Linked DNA regions of Homo sapiens: all the other regions are linked to region 2. Evidence: chromatin loops called from intact Hi-C (ENCODE). Cell type or tissue: A673. All regions are shown on one strand.

Region 1 (4,000 bases), 320 kb before region 2:
AACAGGGCCTGATTGCTTTGGGGCTATGGCTTTCATTGTGGATGTGGGCTGAGATAGCTGTGATTCAGGATACAGACAGACAGACAGAAAAAACTAATGACAAGTATGGTAAGGTGGGCAATGAGCTACCATTTTTTAATGCAAAATAACAAAAAGGAATTTTTGCATATGTTTGCAACAAAAAGAATACAAACAGGCACAGATATTTACAGATGATATAGAGAAAGAAGAAGACTTGGCTCTTTCTTTTGCCTTTATTCAGCAAATTATGAAGTGCAAAAAGATAAAAAGAAGAAATTATAGTCTGTGTTTGATGGAGAGCTATTTGGAGAACAGCACAGGGCTCTATTTTTGGCCTTGACCTGTTTTGTAATTTTATCAAAGACTTAGACAAAGGTGTAGAAGACTGTCTTATCAGATCTGTAGACGACACAAATTTGGAGGGCTAGATAATGAGACACAGGTAAGAATTGAGACTCAGAATGTTCACATGGCTTGGCATGGAGGGCAGAGACCAAGAAAATGAAATTTTACAGAGGTGTCAAGACTTGAGTTTGTGCTAAAAGAAATCAATTGTGTAAATTTTCACAGGCATCCTAGTGGTTCATGAAAAAAAAAAAAGAGCTGGGGTTAATGTCAATCTCAATGTAACAGACAACAATACAGAACACTGGGTAAAACATGAATGTGGCTCTGATCCCTGTCACTAAGATGTGGCTTCCAGGCTAGGAAGGGAGTAGCCCCAAAGCACTTGGGACAGGACAGTTGCTGACCAGGGAATGATATTCATTTGGTGTCATCTTCTAAAGGGATGTCGAAAAATTAAGTGCATTCAAATGGGGGCAACTAGGATAATGAAGGCTTGTAAATGGCTGGGACATTCAGCGTGAAGGAGCAAAACCCATTGAGACATATTTTACTGTCTTTGCATTTGCTGTTTTGACAGCTTCAGGTGTTTGTGAACCTCCTGTTGAAGATGATGGCATCACAAAATAGAAAGAGGTTGGGTTCCTCAGTCACTTCCTGGATAAGAGGTTCTCAGGAAGAGTTTCCCAACCTACATTAGATTATGGCATGAGCGTACATCTCTTTGTCGAGGTACTTATATTTGGAGGTTTATTTGTTATTGCAGCCTAATTTAGCCTACCTTAACTAATGTACCTCTCTTAGCCTCATTTTCTACATCTGGACAATGGGGATAATCACATCTACTTCATGAAATTCCTGTGAGATTCAAGTAAGATGATGACACAATAATCATAATAGAAGGCTTCCTACTTCCTTAGACATCCTTCTCTTTTAAAATTTTTATTTATTTATTTATTTTTGTAGAGATATGGTCTAACTATGTTTCCCAGACTGGTCTCAAACTCCTGAGCTCAATTGATCCTCCCTCCTTGGCCCCCCAAAGTGCTGGGGTTACAGGCATGAGCCAACACACCCAGCCCTCTTTTTGTGCTGGTTCCTTTGTGAAAGTTCTGCTGTTGGAAGTGCTCTAGGACCCTACCCTCACCTACTGTCTCCTTCCCCAGGAAATGTCACACAAATCCATGTCTATATACTATCCATATGCTGATGACTGATTGAAGTTCTGTATCGAGATTGAGACCCCTACTATCTATTCAAGAGGAGACTTAGACATGAGTCTGGCACTCAGGAGAGATACAGGATGGAGTTATCAACTGACAAGAGTTTTCTCTTGATTCTCCTCCACTAGATCTGATCCTCACTCACCTCACTTTCTCAATCCTTTTCTAATTCAATAAATGACACCACTATCCACTCAGTTGTTTGGGCAAAAATCCCAGCAGTCATGTTTGAACTCACCAGGGCAGATGGCCCATGCTTTGCTAAGGAAGGTCCCTTGAGAGTGGTGTTAGTAACCAGAGAGACATATGTAGCAAAGTAGAGAAGCTAATCAACTTTAAACATTAAAAAATAGCACCCAAAATTAAATAGGGGGAGAGGGGTAAAAAATGTAAATTTGGGGAGTAAAAGAAACAATGTCAAATTTCTGTTACAAGAAAACTTGTTTCTGTGTTTTCCATGTAGATGGTGTTTGAGTGTTAAATCATTGAGGGACTTAGATTCCCATTGTATACATTTACAGTTTGTATACATTTGCATACAGTTGAATAGTTTTTTGTGTATGTATCTCTTCCAAAAAGAATTGCTGAATGGCCAAATTGGCCCAGAAATGGTCCTGTCTGGCAAATCCTCCGTTCTTAGTATGAGGTTGCCAGGGACCTGAGATGCCGTCCTCCACTTGGTGGCAGTGTGTGGTGGGACACCAAAAAAGGGTGACTAAATCCATTGCCTTCTCCACATTCTTCCAGTAAATGTGGGATTGTAGAGGGTTTTGAGGGTAGAGTCCTGGAGCACTTCAACAGCAGAACTTTCACAAAGGAACCAGCACAAAAACAAAGAGGGCTGAGCGCAGTGGCTCATGCCTATGTTGATAGGAATCACAACCAGATTTGTTTTATATCACTTTAAAAATGTATACAATGGAAGCTAAGTACCACAATGGTTTGATAATTGAAAACTATCTACATAAAACATACAGAAACAAGTTCTTTTTTAACACTTGGAAATTTGGCACTTTCTCTCCTCAAATTCACATTTTCACCCCCATTTTTTCCCAGATGAGATTCCTTAATGTTAACATTTAAAATTGATTAGCTTTTCATACTTTTCTACAGCCAAGATTAAGCTTATGCATTTAAATGCATTTTAGTGACCTTAAGGCTTTACTTTTTGTTCCCAGATTGAGTAATTATTACAACTATTATTTTTATCCAATTACTTGTTTCCTTGGTGCTGACAGAAAGATTAATTTAAATAAAATACTCCGCTGGGTAGTATCTGCTTTTCAGTTTCCAATAAAGTCCAGAGGAGTGCCTGGAGGGGCCTTCCGGGAAGGGGTCTTCTGATGAATCAGCCGATGTGCCACCCCAACTTGACAGAAGGCCCCCTTGTCAGCAGTTTGAAAGACATATACCACGCTTGCCCATGTATGACGGTTCATTTTTAAAATTTAAATGTCAATAGTTGCTAAGGATATAATTTCCAATGCACTCTTTAATAGCATAAGAAAGAAAATTGTTCCCAAACTGTCTGTGGCAGAACTTTTTTGTATGATGTCATTTGTAACCCCTTCCATGAAGTAATTATGATTCCTGATAAAATGCTTGGGTAATTTCCGGATAGACTTTAATGGGATTAAGAACTGCTGAGAAGTCAGGGTCTCCACTCAGCTCTCTAAACCACGCCAACCAGTCTCGAGCTGTTCTTCTGTTGTGGTGCCATTTCTTTTTTCTGTTTGTGTCTCTTCCAAAAAAGAATCACTGAATTGGCTGGCTTGCTGGGAGCCTCTTCTCTTGAGGCCAGTCTGAAATAGAATTCTGACACAGGCTAATAACAAGTTTGTCTGACAAGTTATTTTAAGAATTCACATTTTAAAAATAAATTTGTTACATCATTTTCAAACGATATCCATTGGAATCGAAATACCATACTGGCATGATACTCAATACCCTACATGAAAAATATAGGAGTTACTTTTTGACACTTGGACATTTTACATTTCTTTTTCTTCTCCTCAAATTCATAATTCTGCCTCTCATTTTATCCTAATATAATATTTCTTACAACTAAATTTACAACTTACAATTTCTTAAAATTGATTTACCTCAGGATCATCTATGGCAAATCTGTAAATTTTTGTGGCCATAAGGTTTTTTGTGTTCCTGAGTTGAGTATACAATTACTATTACCCAACTCATAAAAATGCACAAATATATTACAGTTTTGACAAATAATTATTAAGTATAAAATTTAAATTTTATTGGAAATAAATCTCTTAAAAGAGATGGGACTAGTTTATTCCCTCTCTCCTCCATCCCCAGAAAGACACATAACCATAAATAAAAACTACATAATGCTAGAGGGAACTAGTGTTCACCAGTGAGTCTATTCTTGTTTTTTATCTTTACGGATA
Region 2 (4,000 bases):
CCGCCTCGGCCTCCCAAAGTGTTGGGATTACAGGCGTGAGCCACTGCGCCTGGCCTATCTCTGTAATTTATTAATCTTATGTAATTTTTTTTTTTAAAGAGACAGGATCTCGCTCAGTAACCCACGCTGGAGTGCAGCACTGCCATCATAGCTCACTGCAGCCTCAAATTCCTGGGCTCCAGCAATCTCACCTCAGCCTTTCAGGTAGCTGGGACCACAGGCATGTGCCATGATGCCTGGCTAATTATTTATTTTTTTGTAGCGATGAGAGTCTCACCATGTTGCCCAAGCTGGTCTTGGACTCCTGGCCTCCAGCAATCCTTCCACCTTGGCCTCCTAAGGTGCTAGGATTATATGCCTGAGCCACAGCCCCTGACCAATCTTATATAATTTTATATAAGCATTTATTTTCAAATTAATGCGCATACTTATGTGAATAAATCTAAACAAATAGGTTTCCTAGCTCTTTTTTTTCTGAAATATTTCTGTGATGGATTGAAAGAAATTTAAAAAATAATTTTAAAGAAATCTTATCAAATGTTTTAGCTCTGAAAACAGAAAATTGTGTCTGGATTGCTGCTGTAACAATGTAACACCAACAGAATGGCTTCAAACAACAGAAATGGAGCCTGGGGCATGGTGGTTCATGCCTGCAATTCCAGCACTTTGGGAGGTGAAGGCAGGAGGATTGCTTGAGCCTGGGAGTTTGAGACCCCCAGCCTCCACAGCATGGTGAAACTCTGTCTCTACAAAAAGTAGATTTTAAAAAAAGAAAATAAACTTGTCTGGCATGGTATATGCCTGTAGTCCTAGCTACTTGGAAGGCTGAGAAGGGGGGATAGCTTGAGCCTAGGGGTTTGAGGCTGCAGTGAGCCATGATTGCATCACTGCACTCCAGTCTGGGTGACAGAGCAAGACCCTGTCTTAAAAATAAAACCAACCAAACAAAAACCAACAGAAATATATCCTGTCACTGTCCTGGAATCTGGAAGTCTGAAAATCAGGGCAATGCTCCCTCTGAAGGCTCTAGTGAAGGATCCTGCCTGGCCTAATTCTAGTTTCCGGTGGTGGCTGGCAACCCTTGGTTCTCCTTGGCTTACAGACAAATCACTCCATCTCTGCCTCCATCGTCATCACATCATGTTCTCCCTCTGTGTCTGAGTCTCTGTGCCCAAATTTCCCTCTTTTTTTTTTTTTTTTTTTTTTTTTTTGAGACAGAATCTTACTCTGTCACCCAGGCTGGAGTGCAGAGGTGCGATCTTGGCTCACTGCAACCTTCACCTCCCTGGTTTAATTGATTCTCCTGCCTCAGCCTCCTGAGTGGCTGGGACTACAGGCATGCACCACCATGACCAGCTAATTTTTGTATTTTTAGTAGAGACGGGGTTTTCCCAAGTTGGCCAGGCTGGTCTTGAACTCCTGACATCAGGTGATCCACCCGCCTCAGCCTCCCAAAGTGCTGGGATTACAGGCATGAGCCACCAGCGCCAGCCAAAATTTCCCTCTTCTGACAAGGATACCAGTCAGCAATCAAGAACCCTGAGCAATGGCAACATGAACTGAAGCTAATTCATGATCCAAATATTACTAAATGGTTCCAAGGAGAAGCAGTATCTAGAGACAGTTAGCTTCAGATGAGTAACTGCCATGAAGAGCATTCTGACACAACGTGAAATATTGACTTCCAGGTCAACCTTTTGTTATAAATATTCTGTACAAATGACAGGATAAAGCTCCTTTATAAATAAAGTAATTACCTCAGAAAATTTAAGAATTTCACTCTTCTGTGTCTAGTGGTCTGACAAAGGAATTAAAATTATTTTAAAAATTGTGATTCAAAGGGTTTTAGAAAAAAATAAAAGCAGTTCAAATACTGTTGCTCCTTTTAATGGTTTTTTTTTTTTTTTGGTCATTGGATCAATCCCCAAATACCAGTTTCATCTGCAAATTTTAAAGAAATTCTCCCACTCTTGAATTAATTTTATTTTCTTAGTTCAGTCAATCTATCTCTTAATTAACTAACAATCCAGAATGTATTAAAGACAATCTGTATTCGTTAGTTTTCCAGTTTTTTGGTCTTAAGTGTGGTAAGAATGCCCTCTACTGGCAATGCCCCGAAAATACAGTTCTCTATCCGTGCAGCTGGAACAGGGGGATTCAACGGTAAGCAGCTTGCCTTTCCTTGTAGCCTTCCTTGAAAATTGCCAGAGGTAGTAGGCTCAGGGCTAGCAACACCGAAAGGCACAGATTAGGAAACCCACTGTGAAGTAAGCCTTGGCCCACAGCCCTCTGGGTTGAATTGAAAAACGCTTACTTCTCTACAGAGCAATGCTGTTCAATAGAAAAATAATGCAAGCTACAAGTGTGAGCCACATATATGATTTCAAATTTTCTAGTGGTCACATTAAGACAAGTGTAAAGAAACAAGTGAAAATAATTTTACAAATGTATTTTTATTAACCTAACATATTCAAAATATTGTAATTTCAACATGTAATCAATATAAAAAATTAATGAGACATTTTCAGTGTTTTTGTTGCACTGATCTTTGAAATCCGGTGTGTACTTTCCACTTGCAGCGCATCTCCATGTGGACTAGACACATGTCAAGTGTTTAGTAGCCCCATGGGGCTGGTGGTTGTTGTGCTGGACAGTACAGGACCGACTCCAGAAACAAAGACAAGACGTGAGGGATATGACTTTACCTGCTTCACAATTTATAATTCATAGCTCAGGGCAATACCTTACCATTTTCCTGAAATCCGTCTAGAAGAAGACCATTATACATTCATACATTCGCTTGCAAGAATCTAGAGGTCAATATTGTGTTTGTATCATTTTTGGCGCAACAACAATTATACAAAGTAGCAGCACCAGAACTCTGGAAGGTGGATTGACATTATGTATCCAGAGCTTACAAACATTCACAGCTTCCAGATCAGCAGTTATATTGATGGAGATTGTGGCAGTGAAATATGAGCACAGCTCTGGCTTTGGGGGCCAAGTTCCTGTTTGCTGGGTTGGGCTGTGTCTCTTTGCTGGGCTGGACTGCATTTCTGCTCCCAACTCTGGCAAGACTGGGCTCTCAGGATGGCTGTAACCCTCAGCAGCACATGTCCAGTCATCCCTGACAGGCCTGCTTTGGCCTGGGCCCAGGAACACTGACACTCCTTCGGACTGCTGGTCACACTTTTGGCTTGCTTTTCTTTCCCTTTCCCTTGGGGTCTGAGGTTGGGTGGGATGGGCTAGTTAAAAATTAGATGCATCCATAAAATTAAACTAGTAATCAACATGTATAATTTTACTAATAAGTGTATAATGAAACTAATTAAATGTATTATTGTTCATGAAGGTCTTTGTCCTCCAGGCTGTTTCGTTGGTTCTAATGAGAGGGAGCCGTGGGTTATGGTGAAAGGGCATGGCTTTTCTGGACCTTCTGCCCTGGAAGGGGTATCTACCCAGAGGAGATAGACAGAGATGCAGAGCAAGATCCATGGATAAATCTATTCAACCAGCCTTTTTTATATTAGGAACAAATAGAAACAAATATTCAACAGTAGGAAATTGCTTAAAAATATGACATTTCCATATGATGGAAATTATGTAGCTTTCAAATAAGGTTTCAATTAATGTTTTCCCTCTTTTGTTTTGTTTTGTTTTATCCATGACTCCATGACACCCGAGTTTTGTAGGGTTTATTATGAAAAGCATCAGCCCCTTTCCCTTTCACTTCTCCCCTCCCCAGATGTCTCACTACCTCTGAACTGGTCATTTTGAAATTTACTTCCAGTTCTCCAAATTAGCCACATGTATTTCTGTTTGTAGATTTTCGGCTTTAGTCATTATGTATTGGCTCTTAGTTCTGGAGGAGGCACTGAGCTTCTTCCCTTCCCATCCCCACCGTGAATGCTCACCTCTCCCGTTTCCTTGCCCTTCTCTCTCCTACGGCTTCAGCCTCCTCAGGCTGGGTGCTGCTTTTGCTTTTTTTTTTTTTTTTTTT
Region 3 (4,000 bases), 850 kb before region 2:
CAACACTTTGGGAGGCCAAGGCCTTGGGCAGATCACTTGAGCCCAAGAATTCAAGACCAGCCTGGGCAACATGACGAAACCCCATCTCTACAAAAAATACAAAAATTAGCTGGTCCTGGTGGTCTATGCCTGTAGTCCCAGCTACTCAGGAGGCTGAGGCAGGAAGATCGCTTGAGCCCAGCAGGCAGAGGCTTCAGTGAGCCCAGATCATGCCACTGCACTCCAGCCTAGGTGACAGAGTGAGACCGTGTCTTTTTTTTTTAATAAAAGGGAAGATGTGGACGAGAACAGGTTTGGGTAGGAGTGATGGCAGTGATTCTTTGGATGGTGAGGAACCTAGCAAACATAGCTCTTCATTAGACTAAGATTAGTTAATTTTGCTCTATGCACTGATGAACGATATAGAAGCTATTCCTTACCCTCGCAGATTAAACCTAGTTGGAAAGCTTGCCAGTTAATGGTATGTATGGACTGTACAGACATGCCGAGTCATAACGGTCATGATTATTCAGTACCAAAGTAAAAGTTTATGGCAAGGCAAATCTACATTTAATTTTTTATGTAAGCACTAAGAATCAAATTTTTCTGAAAAGGTTCCAAAGAGATGAGAAAGCACGGTGTAAAATACCTGTTTTCTTAACAGCACCTAGTACTTAACAGCACCATCCATTTGAGCTTGGAAGACATCTTTTTCACTTCTCCATACTGATTGCAAAAGCATTCTAAGGTTAAGGCAGTGAAACCATATGGAGGCAAGCTGTGACAATAGTTCCACCCCATGACACTCCCATAATCTTAAAAGAATAAAAAAATACTGACCCCCCCCTCCACCCAACCCCACCCCACCAAGAGGGAGGGCTCATTGATTTCCAGAGCAGTGAGTTTCGAGGTGTGAGATATGAAGAAATGGGGTCCCTGCCTGGAAACGTAGTCACGACATCTCTACATCTTCTTCTCTTTAGGGGAGGAGACCAGCTGTTAAAGGATGAGGGGCTCTGGGGTCCCAGGGCTGAGAGGCAGGTGTCAGCTCGGGGTGGAGGGAATGTTTTAACTGGAGTGCCCTCGCCCCTTCAGATGACCCTGTGCAGAGAGAGGACAGGCCAGGGCGGACAACCTTGTCTTTCCCTGGATGCTCATTAACGTATTGGCTTGCTCAGGTTGGATTCCTAGGGTCAGAATAACATCATATTTGATGTTACCGCTGCTTACAGATACAGCTGTTGTGCTTGTCCATGCAAAATTTCCCTAATTCCTAAACGCTGTCCTCTGTTGAAAAATGTAAGCCCCCTGAATTGGAACATGGGTACACATCACCTGAGTTCTGTGTGTGTATGCAAATGTTTATCAATTGTGGAAGCTTTGGAATTGGGGGTGGTTTGGGGCTTCCTCTTGTCTGTTCTGTAATGGGGGCACATCACACGTGTGGGGACCGGAGACCCTTCACGCAGTCACCTCCGCCTGCAGAGAATGCGGGCCTTGGTCACCAGAAGCTCTCAATCCCATGATCCGGTTTTGCTCTCTGAAATTTGGCGGTGGGAGTTGTGGTGAGGTGGGGGGTTGGGTGGTTCTTCATTGTTTTTCTTTTTCCTCTTGCAGTTCCAATTTGAGCCGCTGTGAAAAAGGCCTCCACCAGCCTCTCACCAGAAGAGATTGCTCATTGGAACGCAATGCCACCTGGTGGGGGACGAGGACAGTGCGAGCAAGCAGATGTTATTTCCTACTGACCTAATTTAGAGAACATTAAACGTAAGAGAGGGAACATTTGGGGTTGGAAGCCTGTGCCCAAAACCTTAAAGAGTGCAGGCAGCTGGCCATAAAAGCAGCTTGAGCAAACCCCTCATTCAGCCGTTGAAATGTGTGTGTGAACACTTTAAAGGTTTCCTCTGTGCTTTTCCTGCGTGCATTTGGTCATCACAGCTGTGAAGTGGGGTGGGAATGTTTCCCCTCGTTTTCTAGGAGAGAAATTTTGGGTTCAGTGAGACGAAGTGCTGCAGACAGGCCCATGGTGATGCTCAGGCCTCTGCTTGAAGTTGGTGCTCACTTCCTGGCACCACTTCCTGCCCCCACCAGTGCTTCTGGCAGAGCCCAGGGCAGTGGCTTTATGGAACTGTGTAAGGTGATAGGAACCCACAGGTGGAATGGCCGTGTGGCCTCTGGACTGAGGAGGGCTGGACCAGGTTGTGGGCACGCCTGGAACACACGCCACATCCTATCCCATAGCGAGGCCTCTTCCTTGTGGCTCTCGAAGGATTTGAGGACGCGGGAGGGTGAAATGTTTCCAGAGAAATATCCAGGACTTTTAGAACTAGGCTTTCAAAAGCATTTACCTGTCAGATAAATTCAAGTGGCATCAATGCAGATTTTAAATGTGTACAGATATCTCCACTCGCACGCTGAGTTGTGCTTCACACAAGTTTTGCGCACGGAGTATTCCATTAAATCTACTGAAGCAGTGGGGCAAGGAGAAAGGAGAGGTGACTGCTGATGTTTTTAAAGCTCTGACAGTCACATATAGATTGTCCCAGGTACCCCTGCTGCCCCCAAGACACTCCAAAGGCAAAGATGGATGGTGACAAAGTAACCTTCATGCAGAAACAAGAACAGTCACCCCCAACAACAAGCCCTGCTGAAGGTGAAGAATGCCACCAGGCTGCCTGGCAGTTACTGAGTGCTTATTCCTGCTAGCCTATTGGAGTCACGTCATATTTGTTACATGGTAACTTAATTGTGCCTTCCACGCCTTCACAAAATCAGTTGTACAAGAGAAGGCACCCACCACAGTCCATGTGACCTTTCTCGGTCTGATTTACATAGTGGGGATGATGACACTCGCGTTGTAGAGTAGTTGCACGATTAAACCTGGCACACAGACATAAAGCACTCAATGTCTGACACATAGTGGACTCTCAAGAAGTTTGTCATGCAGGGGACACTTGAATGCCCAGTATGGGCCAGACAGCATCAGCTCATTTCAGTCCCACAGCCCTGTGAGGGAGGAACTCTGCCCTGTTTTACAGTTAGGGAAATTGAGGCACAAAGGCTAAGAAGTCGATATCCAAGGGCACAGAATGATTGGGTGACGGTGAGCCCAGGCAGTGTGACAACAAGGTTGCTGCCCCACGCCACCTCTGTCTTTCGTGGGTATGTCGGTGTGAGGTGTAGGCAGCCCTGCACTGGCATTCAGCAGGCGGGACTCCCGGGCAGGCTCTTCTGCGAACACTCATGGGCCACCAGCCCTTTCTGGAACTTGCCTTTTTTTTTTTTTTTTACCTGAAAGCTACGTGAATCGTTGGTAAATTGGTGTAAAAATGGAACTGAGTCATCTCAAAAGTTCCTTTCAGTTCTAAAATTCTGTGAATTGAAGCCTACTTTTTCACTTTAAATGATTTATTGGGTTTACAGTTCTTTACGCTTTCTGATTGAACTGATTTGAAGTTCTTATTTCGTGTGTTGGGGAACACACCCCCAACCCGTCACAGCGTGGCCGTGGGTGGGAGATGGACGTTAGGCTGGCCAGTCACTAGGGGGCAGCATCAGCACGGGTCTGGCTGTCCCTGGCCTTAGGGAGCAGTTTCTGCCCCTCCTGCCCCGTCAGAAAGTCTCGGACTCCTCTCTGCTTGCATGTGTAAAGTTTTCATTTTCAGGGGCCTTTTAGTCAAAAAAAATAAAGCTGTATGACTTAGTGCTGAAGGATATGAATTAGGCGTAGCTCTTGGGTTGGCAGCATAAACCAAGGGGCATCAACCCACCACCGACAAGCTAAGAATGGTTTTTACATCTTTAAATGGTTGAAAAAGGAAAAAGAATGTTTAGTGACACGTGAAAAATACATGAAATTCAAACTTCAGTGTCTACAAATAAAGTGCATTAGCACACGGTCGTCTTGCTTCTCTATGTGTTGTCTGTGGGTGCTTTGTCTTATCCCAGCAAAGTGGAATAACTGGGATGGAGACGCTATGGCCCTCGAAGCCTAAAATATTTACCGTCTGTCCCTTACAGG
Region 4 (4,000 bases), 410 kb before region 2:
TTTGAAAATTCGGCAATATTCCACGAAATATATGTACCATGTTTTGTTTATCCATTCAGCTGCTGATGGACATCTGGGTTGTTTCCACCTTTGGGCCCTTGTAAATAGCTGCTATGAATGCTGCTGCGAACCCTGGTGTACATGTATCTGCTTGAGTCCCTCCCTCCAGCCATTGGAGTGCACACCTCGTAGTGGAATTGCTGGGTCTTATGGTAATTCTTATTTAACTTTCCGAGGAACTGCCAAACTTCTTTTATTTTTAAACAGGAGATTTATTTTTCCTCACTCAGGATCCTGGGCACACATCAGCTTGCTCATTATTTCCCTGGGCCAATGAGCAGGATTTTTCCAGCCTCTTCTCCCTGGTGCATCGCCTTTCTAGGGTCTGGTTCATGCAGGGGCTCAGCAATCTGTCCCACCTCACACAAACCCAAAGCCACACCCCATGAAGGAGAGGACATGTGGCATTTGCTCATGGATCTGTCTTCTCCTTATGTTGACTTTGCAACAGTCTTTGACCCAGCAGCCCGCCTCTTCCTTCTAGAACCACTTTCCACTTTTATTTCCTTCATCGTTTCTCCATCTCTAACAATATAAGTTGTGAGGACAGGGACATTTTCTCTCTTGTTTTCTATTGCAGCCTCCCAGCACAAAATGGTACCTGGCACACAGTAGGTGCTTAGAAATATTTGGTGAATAAGAGAAAGTGCTAAATCTTTTCTATACGTCGTCTCATTTAATGCTTATAACAACTCTATGAAGGGATAATTATCCTATTTTATACTCAAAAACAGGACCAGAGAGTTTAAGTAACTTCCCTAAGGTAACATAGCTAGTGAAATTCCTGTGCTATGTGTTATCCAAACTATAATAGAACAAGCCTGCACCATCTTCCCTGAAGAAAGCTGTTACTCCTCCAACTGCCCACTGGCTGTTCTGGAAAACCCCAGGAATGCTGCCCCTGCGATGGGTGGGTCCCTCCCTGAGTCCTGGGTCTGTACTCAAAGGTTCCCATCCTGTCCCAAAACTGTCCTCCTCTGTGCCCAGAGGAAGGGACCTGGTTCTCCCTTGACTACTCCATCCTCAGCAAGGACCTTCTCCTCTTTAACTTTTTTTTTCTTTTTCTTTTCTTTTTTTTTTTTTTTTTTTTTAGATGGAGTCTCACTCTGTCACCCAGGCTGGAGTACAGTGGCTCGATCCCAGCTCACTGCAACCTCCGCCTCCAAGGTTCAACTGATTCTCATGCCTCAGCCTCCCAGGTAGCTGGGACTACAGGCCCCCACCACCACACCCAGCTATTTTTTTTATTTTTAGTAGAGACTGGGTTTCACCATGTTGGCCAGGCTAGTCTCGAACTCCTGATCTCAGGTGATTCACCAGCCTAGGCCTCCCAAAGTGCTAGGATTACAGGCATGAGCCACCATGCCCAGCCAAGGACCCTCTCCTTTATGTCCCACAGCAATGCAGAGGTCAGGCAGTGACATTTAATAGGACTTTATTCATAGTTTGAGGCTAATGAAAGCACAAAACTGAAAAAAAAAATGACAAACATCCTTGGGCTCAGATCCATCCCAGGGCTCCTCGCTGGGCCACGCTGGCCTCCCAACCAGCCTGGCCCCCAGGGCCTTTACAAGCCAAGCAGCTCACCCGCCTCCCCAGCACACCCCAAGCATCTCTCTCGTGTTAGTCCGCTCGGCCTGTCATAACAAATTACTACAGACTGGCAGCTTAAGCAATGGAAATGTATTTCCTGGAGGCTGGTTCTGGAGGCTAGATGTCTGAGATCAAGGTGTTGGCAGGAATGGGTTCTTCTGAGGCCCCCCTCCTCAGCTTGTAGATGCCGCCTTCTGCCTGTCTTCGCGTGGTCGCCTCTCTGTGTGTATCTGTGTCCTATCTCTTCTGCTTATAAGGACATAGTCACATTAGATTAGGGCCCATTCTGACAACCTCATTTTAACTTAATTGACTCTTTAAAATCTCCACTTCCAAATGCAGTCACATCATGAGGTACTGCCAGCTAGAACTTTAATATATGAATTTGGGGGGGCAGGGGGCCTAGCCAGCCTGTCGCGACTCAGCAGAGAAGTACGTTTGCCCTTTCCCGGGAGTGTAGGGTACTCTGCCCCCATGTCACGGTAATCTTGTTGGCCTCTTCCAAAGACGACTGCCAGTGGCTCTATTTGTTTGTTTCTCCTTATCCAGTGGGGAAAATTCTCGAGTCACATGGCTCTGTGTAAAACAATGGGTGTCTGGTGGGGGATGACGGGCTAAAAGGGCCCACCAAACTGTAAAGTTGCAAAATTCTGTATTTCTAAAATATTTCCAGAGAATATCAATTAGGAGACGATATGGAAAGCGGGGAAGGGTCAAGAGACAGGTTGCTGAAAATAGAAGCCCATCCTCAGTCCGGAATTCTGCCTATCCTAGAGGCTAAGCCTCGCATTTCAGCCCTGTGGGTGGAGCTGTTGCCCATCCTGTGTGAATAGAGTACCTGGCTTCGTGGGTATCAATCCAGGACCACAAAGCACAGCTTTCTTTCTCTCCTGGAACCTTAAATTGAGGTCTGTTCTGTACTCGTCTGTGCGCCAGGTCTTGGCAGCCTTCTCCGGACCTTGGGGCTCTTTGAGTACTTACAGTCTTTGTTCAAATAAGCAGTCTCCTGACGGCTGGCCCAGATGTGGAGCCCACATCTGGAAGCTATCCCTAGTCTTGGCCCAGGCATTCAGGCTTAGGCGATGTGTGTTTCAGGTACAACCACACCCTGCCTGTTGGTCCAAACATAAGGGCCTGTGCAGGGCAGAGGTCTTGGAGGCTGGCGGCTGGCTTGGAGACAGTGTATTAGGTTAAATCCTAATGGGCAGTCATTTGGAAATATACAGGGACCCCCTGCCAATGACTTCATGCTGTGTTCCTGTCCTACCATCCTTCCCTGTTTTTTCTTGGCAGGGCTCGAAGTGCCAGGCCTGCCACAAGCACCCAGCAAGCAACTTCCCTTATCTCTCTGCAGCTTGCTGGTGGGGCATTTATCTTGGCCTATGGGTGGGGAGTGGTTATCCAAACCTCAGACTGAGTCTTCCAGTTGGGAGTTTATAGCTGAGACGTATGGTGCAGGCATGAGGGAGAAATATCCCTACATCACAAAGTGCTGAGTTTAGGAGGGTTCCTATACTTAAGGAAAACTGTGCTACAAAGCCCCAAATGCGGCACAGCTTGCTTCAGACCCACAGCACTTTTCCAAGAAAGGAAATACCCTGTTCATCATCCCCAAGAAGAGCAAGGACCAAGAGGGGTTTATGTGCAGGAAGGAGGGTGGCATTGCTGGGAGTTCGTCTGAGTAAATGCTTGTTTCAGGAGCTTGTGTCAAGCAGTTAGCGCCTGTTGATAGATTTCGGGTATGACAGGTCCAAGGAACCAGGATCCTCACTGAACCTGTCTGGCCTGACCTACGATAGATTTTTTTTTTCCTTGAATCAACTTAAAAGTTTCTCAAGTAGAAAATTTTAAAAATACAGATAAAGGGAAAAAAATCATTCCTCAAATCTCTACATCATAGATGCCAATGTTCACACTTTGGCTTATACACTACTATAATGGACTGAATGTTTATGCTCCCCCCAAATCCACATGTTGACATCCTAACCCCCAGGTGATGGTATATGGGAGGTGATCAGGTCGTGAGGTGGAGCTTGCACAATTGGCTTTTGTGCCCTTATAAAAGAGACCTCGGAGAGCTGTCTTGGCCCTTCTACCACCTGAGACACAGTGAGAAGAGCTGTCTGTGAACCAGGAAGAGGGCCCTCACCAGACACCAAATCTGCTGGCACCTTGATCTGGGACTTCTCAGCTTCTCAAACGATGAGAAATACATGTATGTTGTTTATAAGTCACCTAGTGTATGGTATTTTCTTACAGCAGCCAGGGATGGACTAAGACAACTGCCAGCCTTTCTCTTGTATGTATGAATAAACACTTTTCAAAATAATGACAGGGAATTATTCTG
Region 5 (4,000 bases), 62 kb before region 2:
CCAAAAAGTTGACAAAAAGTCAATCCCACAGTACATGCTATGTGATTCCATTTATCTAACATTCTTGAAATGGCAATATCATAAATAAATAACAGGCTGGAGTGGTGGCTCACACCTGTAATCCCAACACTTTGGGAGGCTGAGGCGAACAGATCACTTGAGCTCAGGAGTTCAAGACCAACCTGGGCAACGTGGTGAAACCCTGCTTCTACCAAAGGTACAAAAACTTAGCCAGGCATGGTGTCCTGCATTTGTAGTCCTAGCTACTTGGAAGGCTGGAGGTGGGATAATTGCTTGGGGGTGGGCAGGGGAATGGGAGGTAGAAGTTACAGTGAGCTGAGATTGCACCACTGCACTCCAGCCTGGGTGACAGAGCAAGATTATCTCAAAAAATTTAAATTTTTTTTTTAAAAAACTAACATCATTGGCCGGGCACGGTGGCTCACACCTGTAATTCCAGCACTTTGGGAGGCCGAGGTGGATGGATCACCTGAGGTCAGGAGTTCGAGACCAGCCTGACCATGGTGAAACCCTGTCTCTACTAAAAATACAAAATTAGCTGGGAGTGGTGGTGCATGCCTGTGATCCCAGCTACTTGGGAGGCTGAGGCAGGAGACTTGCTTGAACCCAGGAGGCAGAGGTTGTAGTGAGCCAAGATTGTGCCATTGCACTCCAGCCTGGGCAACAAAAGTGAAACTCCATCTCAAACAAAACAAAACAAAAAATCAAAAACTAACATCATTTCTAGGGGTTAAGGAGGAAGTGGAACAGGAGGGAAGTAGATGTGGCTATAAAAATGGGAGCATGTGATAATAAGAATGTTCTGTATCTTGACTATATCTATGTCAATATCCTGGTTGTGATATAGTGGTATAATTTTGCAGGATGTTACCACTGGGGGAAAGTGGGTACAGGGGATCTCTGTTTTGTTCCTTACAACTACATGTGCATCTACAATTATCTTAAAGTAACAAGTTTAATAAAAACAGAGAAAATTAAAGTGAAAGAGGACAGCAGGAGAGTGGGTGGGTGAGATGCAGCAATGCAAGAAGAGGCAGGAGAGATCTTAAGCACAACTAGGACTCAACCCACCATTGCTGCTTTGAAAGTGGAGGAGGGGGCCACAAGCCAAGGAGTGTAGGTGGCCTCGAGAAAGTGGGAACACCTCTCAGCTGACAGCCAGCAAGAACATGGGACCTCAGTCCTACAACCACAAGGAATTGAATTCTGCTCACAACCTGAATGACCAAGGAAACTAATTCTCCCTAGGCTGGAGTACAGTGATGCAATCATAACCCAGGCTGGAATGCAGTGGTGTGATTACAGCTCACTGCAGCCTCAAACTCCTGGTCTCAAGCAATCCTCCCACCTCAGTTTCCTGAGTAGCTGGGACTACAGGCTTGCAACACTATCTCTGGCTGACGTCCTGATTTTAGCCCAGTGAGACCTGTACTGGACTTCTTACTGACAGAACTGTAAGATAATGCATCTGCATTGGTTTAAGCCACTAACTTTGTGGTAATTTGTTACAACAGTATTACGAAACTAATACAAGTTCTTCTTGCCTATTCAGATTCACACATACCAAAAACACAGAATGCATATAACCTAAATTCTGGCCACAACCTACTCGCCATCCATGAAAACCCTGCAAAATACAAACTCAGAAGCACTATATTGGGTGACTGGCTCTCAGCCCCTCAGAACCCAGCTGACAATGCAGGTTCTTCTTGATATTTTTATCATCCTGGTGATACTGTGTCTTACAGAAAGAATTTTTTTGGTCTCTATGGCATTATACCCAAATTTTCCTGTATTGGTCAACCTGATGCAGTTCATCAGCAATGTCTTTTTTTCTAAAAGTTCCTCACTCTACCTTCTGCCTTGTGAGCTGGTTTATTTATCAAGATTGATTTCAAATGTGTCAGTGGCTCAGTGAGGTTTTCCCAAGCAACCTAAGAAGAGTATTTTTTCTCTAATCCACATTTTCCACATTTTAATTATAACATTTATCACATTGTATTATAAAGTAATCACATGACTTATAACTCTTTGACTCAGAAGATTCTTCCACAGTGCCTTGCTGAATTCTGGACACCTAAGTAGGTGTCCAATAATTTATTGTTAAATTGACTGATGATTTGGTCCTCAGGAAACTTGGAGTTAAATAAATGCATGGGTTATGACAAAGCAGAAATCTAAATAACTCCCTTCCTTCCTTCCTTCCTTCCTTCCTTCCTTCCTTCCTTCCTTCCTTCCTTCCTTCCTTCCTTCCTCCTTCCCCCCTTCCTTCCTTCCTTCCTTCTGTTCATTCCAGGTCTTTAGATAATAACTCTTTCAACCAATTGCCTATCAGAAAATCTTGGAATCTGCCTATGACCTCCCAGTTTCCAGTTGTTCCACCTTTCTGGACCAAACCAATGTACATCTTACACGTATTGATTGATGTCTCATGTCTCCCTAAGATGTATAAACCAAGCTGCAGCCCAACCACCATGGGCATATGTTCTCAGGATCTCCCGGGGCTGTGTCATGGGCCATTGTTCACTCATATTTGGCTCAGTATAAATCTCTTCAAATGTTTTAGAATTTGACTCTTTTGGTTGACATGAAAAAGTTGAAAGCAGGAAATAAACAATAAGAACCATTAAGCTAATTTCTAATCTTATCTGATAATTTTTTTTAAATATTTTTTGTATCTTGTTGAAACCATTAAAAAGATATTTTGGATTACCTTAGAATAGCAATATTGGCATTCTTACTCTTCTTACATTCTTAAAAATGAACAAAATATAGAAAATTAAATTAAAAACACTTTTTTTTGAGATGGAGTCTCTATCTGTCACCCAGGCTAGGGTGTGGCATGATCTCAGCTCACTGTAACCTCCGCCTCCTGGGTTCAAGCGACTCTCCTGCCTCAGCCTCCCGAGTAGCTGGGATTACAAGCATGTGCCCCCATGCCTGGCTAATTTTTGTATTTTTAGTAGAGATGGGTTTCATATGTTGGCCAGGCTGGTCTTGAACTCCTGACCTCAGCGGATCTGCCTGCCTCAGTTTCCCAAAGTGCTAGGATTACAGGCGTGAGCCATTGTGCCCGGCCTGAAAGATACATAGTTTCTTTTTTTTCTTCTTCTTCTTTTTTTTTGAGACAGAGTTTTGCTCTTGTCACCCAGTCTGGAGTGCAATGGCACAATCTTGGCTCGCTGCAACCTCTGCCTCCTGGGTTCAAGTGATTCTCCTGCCTCAGCCTCCTGAATAGCTGGGATTACAGGCACCTGCCACCATGCCTGGGTAATTTTTGTGTTTTTAGTAGAGATGAGGTTGCACCATGTTGGCCAGGCTGGTCTCGAACTCCTGACCTCAGGTGATCTGCCTGCCTTGGCCTTCTAAAGTGCTGGGATTACAGGTGTGAGCCACCGTGCTCGACTTGAAAGGTAAGTAATTTCTTTTGAAAGGAACTGGCACAATCCTGATACAGAGGTATTATGAGAGAAAAAAAAAAAAAGAGGGGAAAGAGCGGTGAAGAGCAGAAAGACTCCTCAATAGATTTACACTCAGGGAAAAAACAAAACAAAACAAAAAATCTTTTATTTGGATACTTAAATATTTCACCATGATTTAAAACATTTGGTGAAGCAGTTATTTTATGAAGGAAGACTACAAATGCAAGGACTCAGGGAAGAATGATGAAACAACAAGAGGAGATAAAAGTTACACTGGCAGAAATCAGGAAAGAAGTAAAAGTAAAAATCATCACAGATATGAAAATGAAAGTGAACGCAGGAGGAGAATAGAGTGAAAAACACAGTAAGGAACAGAAAGGAAATAATGAGTAAAGCAAACAAAATGAAATGAAAACAAAGAATTTAAAAGACAGAAAAAAAGATAAGAAAACAGACAAAGGATGTGAGTCGACATATGTAGAATAGGAATACCTGAAGAAAAAAAACAAGACATTAGAAATATTTTTAAAAATTTCAAATACACTTTCCTAAAATAC
Region 6 (4,000 bases), 67 kb after region 2:
TAAGGAATTATAGACCTCTAGTAGCTGAAATGCAAGACCCCAAGAGGAAGTTCAGATCTTAATATAAATTCACTTTCATTTTTGATAGCTGTCCCATCTGGTCATTTGGTTGGCACTAGACTGGTGGCAGGGGCTTCTAGCTGACTTGCACAGGGATTCTCACAATAGCCGATATCAGAATTTGTGTTGAAGGAACTTGTCTCTTCATCTAATATGATAGCGGGAAAAGGAGAGGAAACTACTGCCTTTAGAAAATATAAGTAAAGTGATTAAAGTGCTCACGTTACCTTGACACATAGTTTTTCAGTCTATGGGTTTAGTTACTTTAGATGGCAAGCATGTAACTTATATTAATAGTAATTTGTAAAGTTGGTTGGATAAGCTATCCGTGTTGCAGGTTCATGGATTACTTCTCTATAAAAAATATGTATTTACCAAAAATTTTGTGACATTCCTTCTCCCATCTCTTCCTTGACCTGCATTGTAAATAGGTTCTTCTTGTTCTGAGATTCAATATTGAATTTTTCCTATGCTATTGACAATAAAATATTATTGAACTACATGTCTTGTTTTTTTTTTCCTATTAAGTTAGACTATTTTGAAATAGAACCAAGCCGTGCGTTTACAAAAGCATCCCTGAAGCAGGCAGATCACAAGGTCAAGAGATTGAGACCATCCTGGCCAACATAGTGAAACCCCGTCTCTACTAAAAATACAAAAATTAGCTGGGCGTGGTGGCGCCCACCTGTAGACCCAGCTACTCAGGAGGCTGAGGCAGGAGAATCGCTTGAACCTGGGAGGCGGAGGTTGCAGTGAGCCAAGATCAGGCCACTGCACTCTAGCCTGGCGACAGAGCAAAACTCCGTCTCAAAAAAAAAAAACAAAACAAAAACTCAAAACATAAAAACAACAAAAACAAAACAAAACAAAAAGAACAAACCCCAAAAAACCCCAAAGCATCCCTGTAGGTAAAATGCTCTTTTGAAGATTGAGGCAGACTAAAAAGAAATAAGAATAATTACTTCCTCTTTTCCCTTGTTTTCCTTTCTTCCTAGCCCTCAGCTCTGACTTCTTTCTCCCACACTCCTTTCATCCTAGGGAGTAAAAGACCAGGGCAGTGCTAGAATGACTCTCAACTGCATAAACATCTATAATGGAATCAGACACCTTGGGACATAGAGATCTTCCCAGCCCTTTTCACTCTAAACCCACCCTCAAAAGTCATTATATTAGGACACTGTATGTGCTTAAAACATTGTTTCTTCTTATGAAGAGTGTTTTTCTCAATGCCATGCACATTTGTTTTAAATTAGTTATGGTGTCCCTGAACCTAATATTCAACATAGCCTCTTTTCTGTCCCTATTGTGTGCTTGAACTAAACGTGTCTCCTCTTTCAACAAATGATGAGTACAAAAGCTGACAAATGCCCCCACATCCTTAAAAGATTATTTGTGTGGGATTGCTGGGGGTGGTCAAAGCCAGATTTTGCCCGCTTGGTTCATCATCCCTCTTATCCAGGCTATGAAATACAAAATGTGAGATGACTGTGAAAAACATTAGTGAGTTTTTAGAGGAAGGGAGAGATTTGTGCCTCTTTAAACCAAGAATGCAGGGAGCTTAAAGTGTCTCCTGCAATTTGGAAAACACTGAAAATTTTGGTCATCTTATCTGGGACAGTCTTAATTCAGTGATTTTTCAACCAGGGGAAATTCTGCCCCCTAGGGGACATTTTCATTGTCACAGCTGGGGTACTGTCATCTAGTGGATAGTCTGGGGGGTTTTGTCTAGGATGAGGAGGAAGATGAAAGAGGGTCGGTTTGGAAAGGAAGAATTCAGTGCATTCTGCAAGCACCCTGCCCAGCCCAGCTCACTAGCAAACTGGTCACAGGTATATTATCTCATTTTGTCCTCTCCACAGACCTTTCAGGAGGAAACCATGATCCCATCTTATAAATGAGGACGCTGAGACAGAGAATGGATAGACAACCTACTCAAGGTCACAGAGCTAATGCATGTTGGTGGCTATATTTGAACTCATGAAGACAGACTCCAGAGCTGGACTTCCTAACCTCTCTGCTCCATGCCCTCTTCCAACTGACAGCGATCCCTGACAGGGGTCACTGAATGAACCTGAAAGAATTCCTCTCTTCCAGACCTTCTCTATTTAGGAGGAGTTCCAAATATTTGTCATATCCTGGCAGTCCTTTCCTTGTCAACTAAAACATCCCTAGAGTCAGAGACAGTCCACCAGTAAGGGGCCCAATTACTGCCTTTGCTTATTCTCACAGTGACCCTGAAGTTAAGGGCCATGCCTATCTATTTTATGAGGAAATATGGGCTTAGAAGAATTGGATAATGCCTCCAAATGGGTAAATAGCAGGGCTTGGATTTGTGAACATTATGACTATGAAAACATATATTTAGTTATTTCCTTACTGATGAATATTCAGCTAGTTTCTGGTTTTTCTGTTATAGATAATATTACTATGGACACCTCTATACTTAATCATCTGTAATTATTATTATTATTATTATTTTTTGAGGCAGTCTCTCTCTCTGTTGCCCAGGCTGGAGTGCAGTGGTGCAATCTTGGCTCACTACAACTTCCCTCCCTCCCAGGTTCAAGTGATTCTCATGCCTCAGCCTCCTGAGTAGCTGGGACTACAGGCATCTGCCACCCCACCTGGCTAATTTTTTGTATTTTTAGTAGAGACGGGGTTTCACCATGTTGGCTAGGCTGGTCTTGAAATCCTGACTTCAGGTGATCTGCCCGCCTTGGCCTCCCAAAGTGCTGGGATTACAAGCGTGAGCCACTATCTGTTTAAGATTTCTAAAATCTTTGTGATTGATATGTTATGAATATATCACAATTTATTCATTCTACTCTTGATGGACATGTGGGTATTTCCAGGTTTGGGCTATTACAAATAGTACCATTGTGAATATTCTAGTACATGTTTTTTGGTGAAATATGTGTGCATTCCTGATTGTTACACACACACATATATATATTATATATATATACATTTTATATATATATAAAATGTATATATATATTTTAGTGGTTTTCCCAGTGCCTCTCTATCTTTCATTATGATTGTATAATAATTATGAGTGATTACTTTTTCCAACTATGACTCCTACCATCACCACTGCCATTCTTGGAGAAATTATTATGAGCCAGACACTTTGCTAGACATGACATATGTTATAATTCAGCTTCCACAGCAACCCTATGGGGCACCATTTGAGGTGAAAGGTGCTAAAGTTCAGACATGCGACACAAAAAAGCTTGCTGAGCACAGATGGCTACTGAGTTATATGGTTAGGACTTAAACCCCAGCTCTCTGACTCCACAGTCCATACTTTTTAATCACTATGATTTGATTATATTACAAAACTTACTTGTATTTGGCCATAAAAAAGAATTAAATCATGTCATTTGCAGAAACATGGATGGAACTGAAGGTCATTATCTGAAGTAAAATAAGACAGATTAATCATCTTAGGTGAAATAACCCACATAAAAAGACAAATATTAAATGTTCTCACTTATATGTGAGAGCTACGATATTTGATCACATGGAGGTAGAGTGTGGAAAGATAGAGATCAGAGACTGGGAGGGGTGAGCTGGGGGAGGAGGGGAAGATGAAGAAAAGTGGCTTAAAGGGTACAAACATATAGTGAGATCGAAGGAATAGAGTCAATGTTTGATTTCAGAGTAGGGTGACTGTACTTAACAAAAATGTATTGTACTTGGGTGATGGACAGCCACATACCCTGACTTGATCACTACACATTTTACACATGACATGGAACAAAATTTCATGTGTGCCCATACATTTTTACAAATAAAAAATGAAAGAGACCTAAAGTCCCTTTAGCCTGTTTAGTGTTGGTTGCTTTGCATCAAGAAATTGATGATTCATAGGAAAAAACAAAACAAAAAGCTTCAAGGGCAGATTTTCCTCTATGTTAAAAATGAAATGTTATGTTGA
Region 7 (4,000 bases), 420 kb before region 2:
TGTTTTCTTCTAGGTGGCTTAGTATTTGATCTTTTCCATTTAGATCTACAACACAGAATTGATTTCTGTGTGTGGTGTGCATTAGGTGTTAAGACATATTTTGTCTGCATAAGGTTAACCAATTGACCCAACATCATTTTTTTAAATGGCCAGGTTTTCCTCATTCTACTGCATTGTCACTACTGTCATCAATTAGATGACCTTGTGTGTAAGCCTGTGTCTAGACTTTCTATGTTGTTCCATTGGTTTATTTGTTCTTATGCCTTTATTACACTGTCTTAATTGCTGTAGTTTTATAACAAGTCCTTTTTAAAAAAAATTGTGGTAGAATGCATATAACAAAATTAACCATTGTAACCATTTTTATGCATACAGTTCAATGTCAGTAAGTGTATTTGCATCATTGGGCAACCATCACCACCCTCCATCTCTAGAACTCTTTTTATCTTTCCAAACTGAAACTCTGTATCCGTTAAACAAACACTCTCCATTATCTCTCCCCTAAGCCTCTGGCAATCACCATCCTACTTTCTGTCTTGATAAGCTTGACTAGTCTAGGTACCTCATATAAGGAGAATCATATGACATTTGTCCTTTAGTGACTGGCATAGTTCAATTACCATAATGTCGTCAAGATTCATCCGTGTGGTAGCAGGTGTCAGAATTTTTTCCCTTCTAAGGCTGGATAATATTTCACTGCATGTGTACACCACATTTTGTCTACAGACACTGGGGTTGCTTCCACCTTTTGCTATTGCAAATAATGCTGGTGTGAACATGGGTGTACAAGTATCTGTTTAAGTCCTTGCTTTCAATGTTGTGGGGTATATACCCAGACATGGAATTATGTAATAAGCTTTGATATCTGATAATGTAACTCCTTTAGCGTTCTTCTTTAAGTAATTTTTAAAAAATTTCCCCATGAATTTTTAGAATCAGCTTGCCAATTTAAAAAAATCTGGCATTTTGATGGGAATTACTTTAAATCTATAAATATATTTTGGAATAATTGACATTTTTATACTTTTGAGGCTTTCATTCCATGAACGTTGCAAATTCCTCTGTTTACTTAGATCTTTAATTTCTTTCAATGATGTTTTGTATTTTCAGGGTAGGGGTCTTAGACATATTTTGTTAGATTTATTCCCAGGTATTTGTATTTGATGTTTTCTTGATGCAGTTGTAAAGGTGTCATTTAAAAAACTCATTTTCTAGTTAAGCTTGCTGGTGCAGAGAAACTCAATAGATCATATATTATGAATTCTTAGCAACTTGGTTCATGGGGCGGCTCTACCTGATCTTCGAGGACACAAGTTTAAATCTCATAATGACTGTAATCTCTGTTAATTTATCTGCTTACTGAATTTTGTGAAGTATGTTAAGTGGCCCAGATAAAGACAGGGTTTGCCTGGTCTGTGCTTCACCAAAAATCACTGGGGTTGGTGTTAGCGGTGGTCACACACTGTGAACAAACGCTGGGTTCATGTCTAGGATCCAATTCTAGTGGGTTATTCCAAACCAATGGTGTTTATGCAGAGAGCACAGGCAGGAGGTGGGACCCAGGAGCCAAGGCACATGGAAGAAAGGGGCTGTTCTTGGCCGGGACAGGAGGCTGGGGCTGGGAATGATGTGAAGGCTGGCTCAGGTCTAATTTGGGAGGTGCTGGTAGTAGAATGCGCCTGGGAAAGGTGTGGACGTTTCATGTTGGGTCAGCTGGGGCCATGGAGCAAGACCTCCCAGGGTGGTGGCCTCTATGAAGGGAAACGTCTACGATGGCCACCGATGAGGAATGAGAGGGAATTGCTTCTAAACTCCTGTGTTCTCTATGTCTAGGACGGTGCCTCTGACTGTACACATATATCCTTTTTCTTTTTCTCGCTCTCTTTTTTTTTTTTTCTTTTTTTGAGATGGAGTCTTGCTCTGTTGCCCAGGCTGGAGTACAGTGGCGTGATCTTGGCTCACTGCAACCTCCGCCTCCCGGGTTCCAGCGATTCTCCTGCCTCAGCCTCCCGAGTAGCTGGGATTACAGGCACATGCCACCACGCCCGGCTACTTTTTGTATTTTCAGTAGAGACGGGGTTTCACCTTGTTGGCCAGGCTGGTCTCAAACTCCTGACCTCAAGTGATCCCCCGACTTGGCCTCCCAAAGTGCTGGGATTACAGGTGTGAGCCACTGCGCCTGGCCCTGCACGCATATTTTCTGGAAAAAGTACAGAAGATTTATTTCATGTTAAGCAAGGGGAATTTTTAGGTTGCATAATTTTAAGAAAGTCTTTTTCACAAGCAATAATAAAAACAGTAAGAATAGGAGTAATGAAGAAAATTGAGAAGAAACGACGCGAAGGTTCTCACAGTTTGTCATGAAGCCACTAGGGGGCAGGGGAAGACAGCTATTTGGAGCCGCTGAAACCCATAGCAAACCCCATCCTTTTTTTTCCCACCAAAGGAAAGCTTGAGTTAAAAAAAAAAAAAAAGTATAGCCCAAACCAAAAATGGCTTTACTATTATCAAGAATTTCTAGTTTTGTGAGGTAGCATATATTTTTTATTTAGAGTGTTGAGCATCAAATGCAACTCTAGCTTTAACTTGAAATTCAGGCTGGGCACAGTGGCTCACACCTGTAATCCCAGCACTTTGGGAGGCCGACGCGGGCAGATCGCTTGAGGTCAGGAGTTCAAGACCAGCCTGGCCAACATGTTGAAACCCGGTCTCTACTGAAAATACAAAAAATAGCCGGATGTGGTGGGCGCCTGTAATCCCAGTTACTTGGGAGGCTGAGGCACGAGAATCGCTTGAACCCAGGAGGTGGAGGTTGCAGTGAACCAAGATTGTGCCATTGCCGACCAGCCTGGGTGACAGAGTGAGGATCCATCTCAAAAAAAACAAAAAAAGAAAGAAAGAAAGAAAGAAATTCAATGGGTCAGACAGAATTCAAACTTACTGTTTAGTACTGTGCTTCCTGCTTGACCATAGGAATATACAAATACATATATATTGTGGTCACTCTCCTCAAAGAGTGTTTGGTCAAGTTCGGAAAGTGAGGAACAGATAGTGGACATTTAAAGTGGACACAGCTGCTTTCTTGGTCACTGCCATTTGATTTTGAAGGATCCTAAACCCAAAGTATGCCCAAGGGAATCAGCTTCAGGTGCAGCTTTGTTCTGGTCTCAGAAAAGTTTGAAATTGTTGCTGCATGATGGATCTTTTCCATTGGAACTATTCCCGACTCACAGAGCACAAAGACAGACAGTAATGTTATAGTGAACCACTGCCAGGTGCAGTGGAGAAGCACAGTCAGTTACCTCTGCTGGCCCTTCACAGCTTGTGAGGGCTTTTTAGTTAATTATCTTATGCAGGGAATTAAGCATTTAATGTGACCCTCCTATGGATTGAATTACAGCACCTTTTGACCCTAAGAGTCTATGATATCCCGACAATCTTATGAGGTAAGGATGAAATATAACATCCCATTCAAAGAAGCTGAGGCTCTGAGGGCTGGCTTCTCCAAGTTCATTCATGCAACAAATGTTTATGAGCTCTGTGATAGACCTGAGGAATATTAAGGAGCTCTCAGAATAATAGAGGAAAGGGACATATAAGCTTCAGAACAGAGTGTGATGTGAGGTGCCATGGAGATGTGTGCAAGGTGCCATGCAAGTAGTGAGGAAAGGTTCCAAGACTCAGCTGATGGAAAGTGACCTGTGGCAGCACAGAAGTGGTGACTTTTTAATTGCCTTAACTATCTCCAAGACACCTGGCAAAAGCAAAATTGAAACCACTATGAAGGGACATGTCTAAGATCCAAGCTGCACAGAATTCCCACAGAAGACAAAACAGAATAAAACAAGACCATCTCTGAAAGAGAATTTTATAATAAAAAATTATGAAACACTAAAGTATATATTCCATCATGAGTGAAAGTAAGCATTCATCCCAAACATGGTAGCTTTCAGATAATAAAATGCTCAATTGAAAGAGTATAATATAATATGCTTAAAGT

Evidence for each region. Hi-C counts contacts between places; a loop is a spot of excess contacts. Peaks named below come from ENCODE experiments on the same cell type or tissue, not always from the same donor. Only the 100,000 strongest peaks of a DNase experiment are listed, where the experiment ranks them.
Region 1: it touches region 2 in a loop (6-fold over the local background); 27 of 110 quality-filtered maps call a loop at or near these places.
Region 3: a loop joins it to region 2, with 4 times the contacts of the local background. A loop is called at or near these places in 3 of 110 quality-filtered maps.
Region 4: it touches region 2 in a loop (7-fold over the local background); 96 of 110 quality-filtered maps call a loop at or near these places.
Region 5: a loop joins it to region 2, with 6 times the contacts of the local background. A loop is called at or near these places in 74 of 110 quality-filtered maps.
Region 6: it touches region 2 in a loop (2.0-fold over the local background); 4 of 110 quality-filtered maps call a loop at or near these places.
Region 7: a loop joins it to region 2, with 6 times the contacts of the local background. A loop is called at or near these places in 97 of 110 quality-filtered maps.

The regions. Positions count from the first base shown.
Region 1 is chr18:63,117,519-63,121,518 of GRCh38, forward strand. No RefSeq gene overlaps it. Among named protein-coding and RNA genes, the nearest start is that of BCL2, 200 kb to the right of the region's middle. In A673, a CTCF peak has its summit at 2,252 (motif pointing right); DNase peaks (open chromatin) are centred at 2,333 and 3,223; H3K4me3 peaks cover 894 bases; H3K27ac peaks cover 1,409 bases.
Region 2 is chr18:63,437,331-63,441,330 of GRCh38, forward strand. No RefSeq gene overlaps it. Among named protein-coding and RNA genes, the nearest start is that of VPS4B, 17 kb to the left of the region's middle. In A673, a CTCF peak has its summit at 2,110 (motif pointing left); a DNase peak (open chromatin) is centred at 2,121; H3K27ac peaks cover 3,088 bases.
Region 3 is chr18:62,582,850-62,586,849 of GRCh38, forward strand. It overlaps a transcript of ZCCHC2 not described here. Among named protein-coding and RNA genes, the nearest start is that of ZCCHC2, 62 kb to the left of the region's middle. RefSeq lists enhancers at 1,351-1,410, 3,276-3,455, 3,327-3,621. In A673, CTCF peaks have their summits at 1,667 (motif pointing left) and 3,520 (motif pointing right); DNase peaks (open chromatin) are centred at 1,652 and 3,532.
Region 4 is chr18:63,022,887-63,026,886 of GRCh38, forward strand. No RefSeq gene overlaps it. Among named protein-coding and RNA genes, the nearest start is that of BCL2, 290 kb to the right of the region's middle. In A673, a CTCF peak has its summit at 2,457; a DNase peak (open chromatin) is centred at 2,465.
Region 5 is chr18:63,375,328-63,379,327 of GRCh38, forward strand. All of the region lies in intron 1 of KDSR-DT (KDSR divergent transcript), which reads left to right. Among named protein-coding and RNA genes, the nearest start is that of KDSR-DT, 10 kb to the left of the region's middle. In A673, no CTCF peak of the experiment used is centred here; DNase peaks (open chromatin) are centred at 1,424, 2,104 and 2,424; H3K27ac peaks cover 3,922 bases.
Region 6 is chr18:63,504,524-63,508,523 of GRCh38, forward strand. It overlaps SERPINB5 (serpin family B member 5), which reads left to right. Exons shown (of 7, transcript NM_002639.5): 7 at 1-562. Among named protein-coding and RNA genes, the nearest start is that of SERPINB5, 30 kb to the left of the region's middle. In A673, a CTCF peak has its summit at 1,724 (motif pointing left); a DNase peak (open chromatin) is centred at 1,718; H3K27ac peaks cover 587 bases.
Region 7 is chr18:63,014,071-63,018,070 of GRCh38, forward strand. No RefSeq gene overlaps it. Among named protein-coding and RNA genes, the nearest start is that of PHLPP1, 300 kb to the left of the region's middle. In A673, a CTCF peak has its summit at 2,362 (motif pointing right); a DNase peak (open chromatin) is centred at 2,391.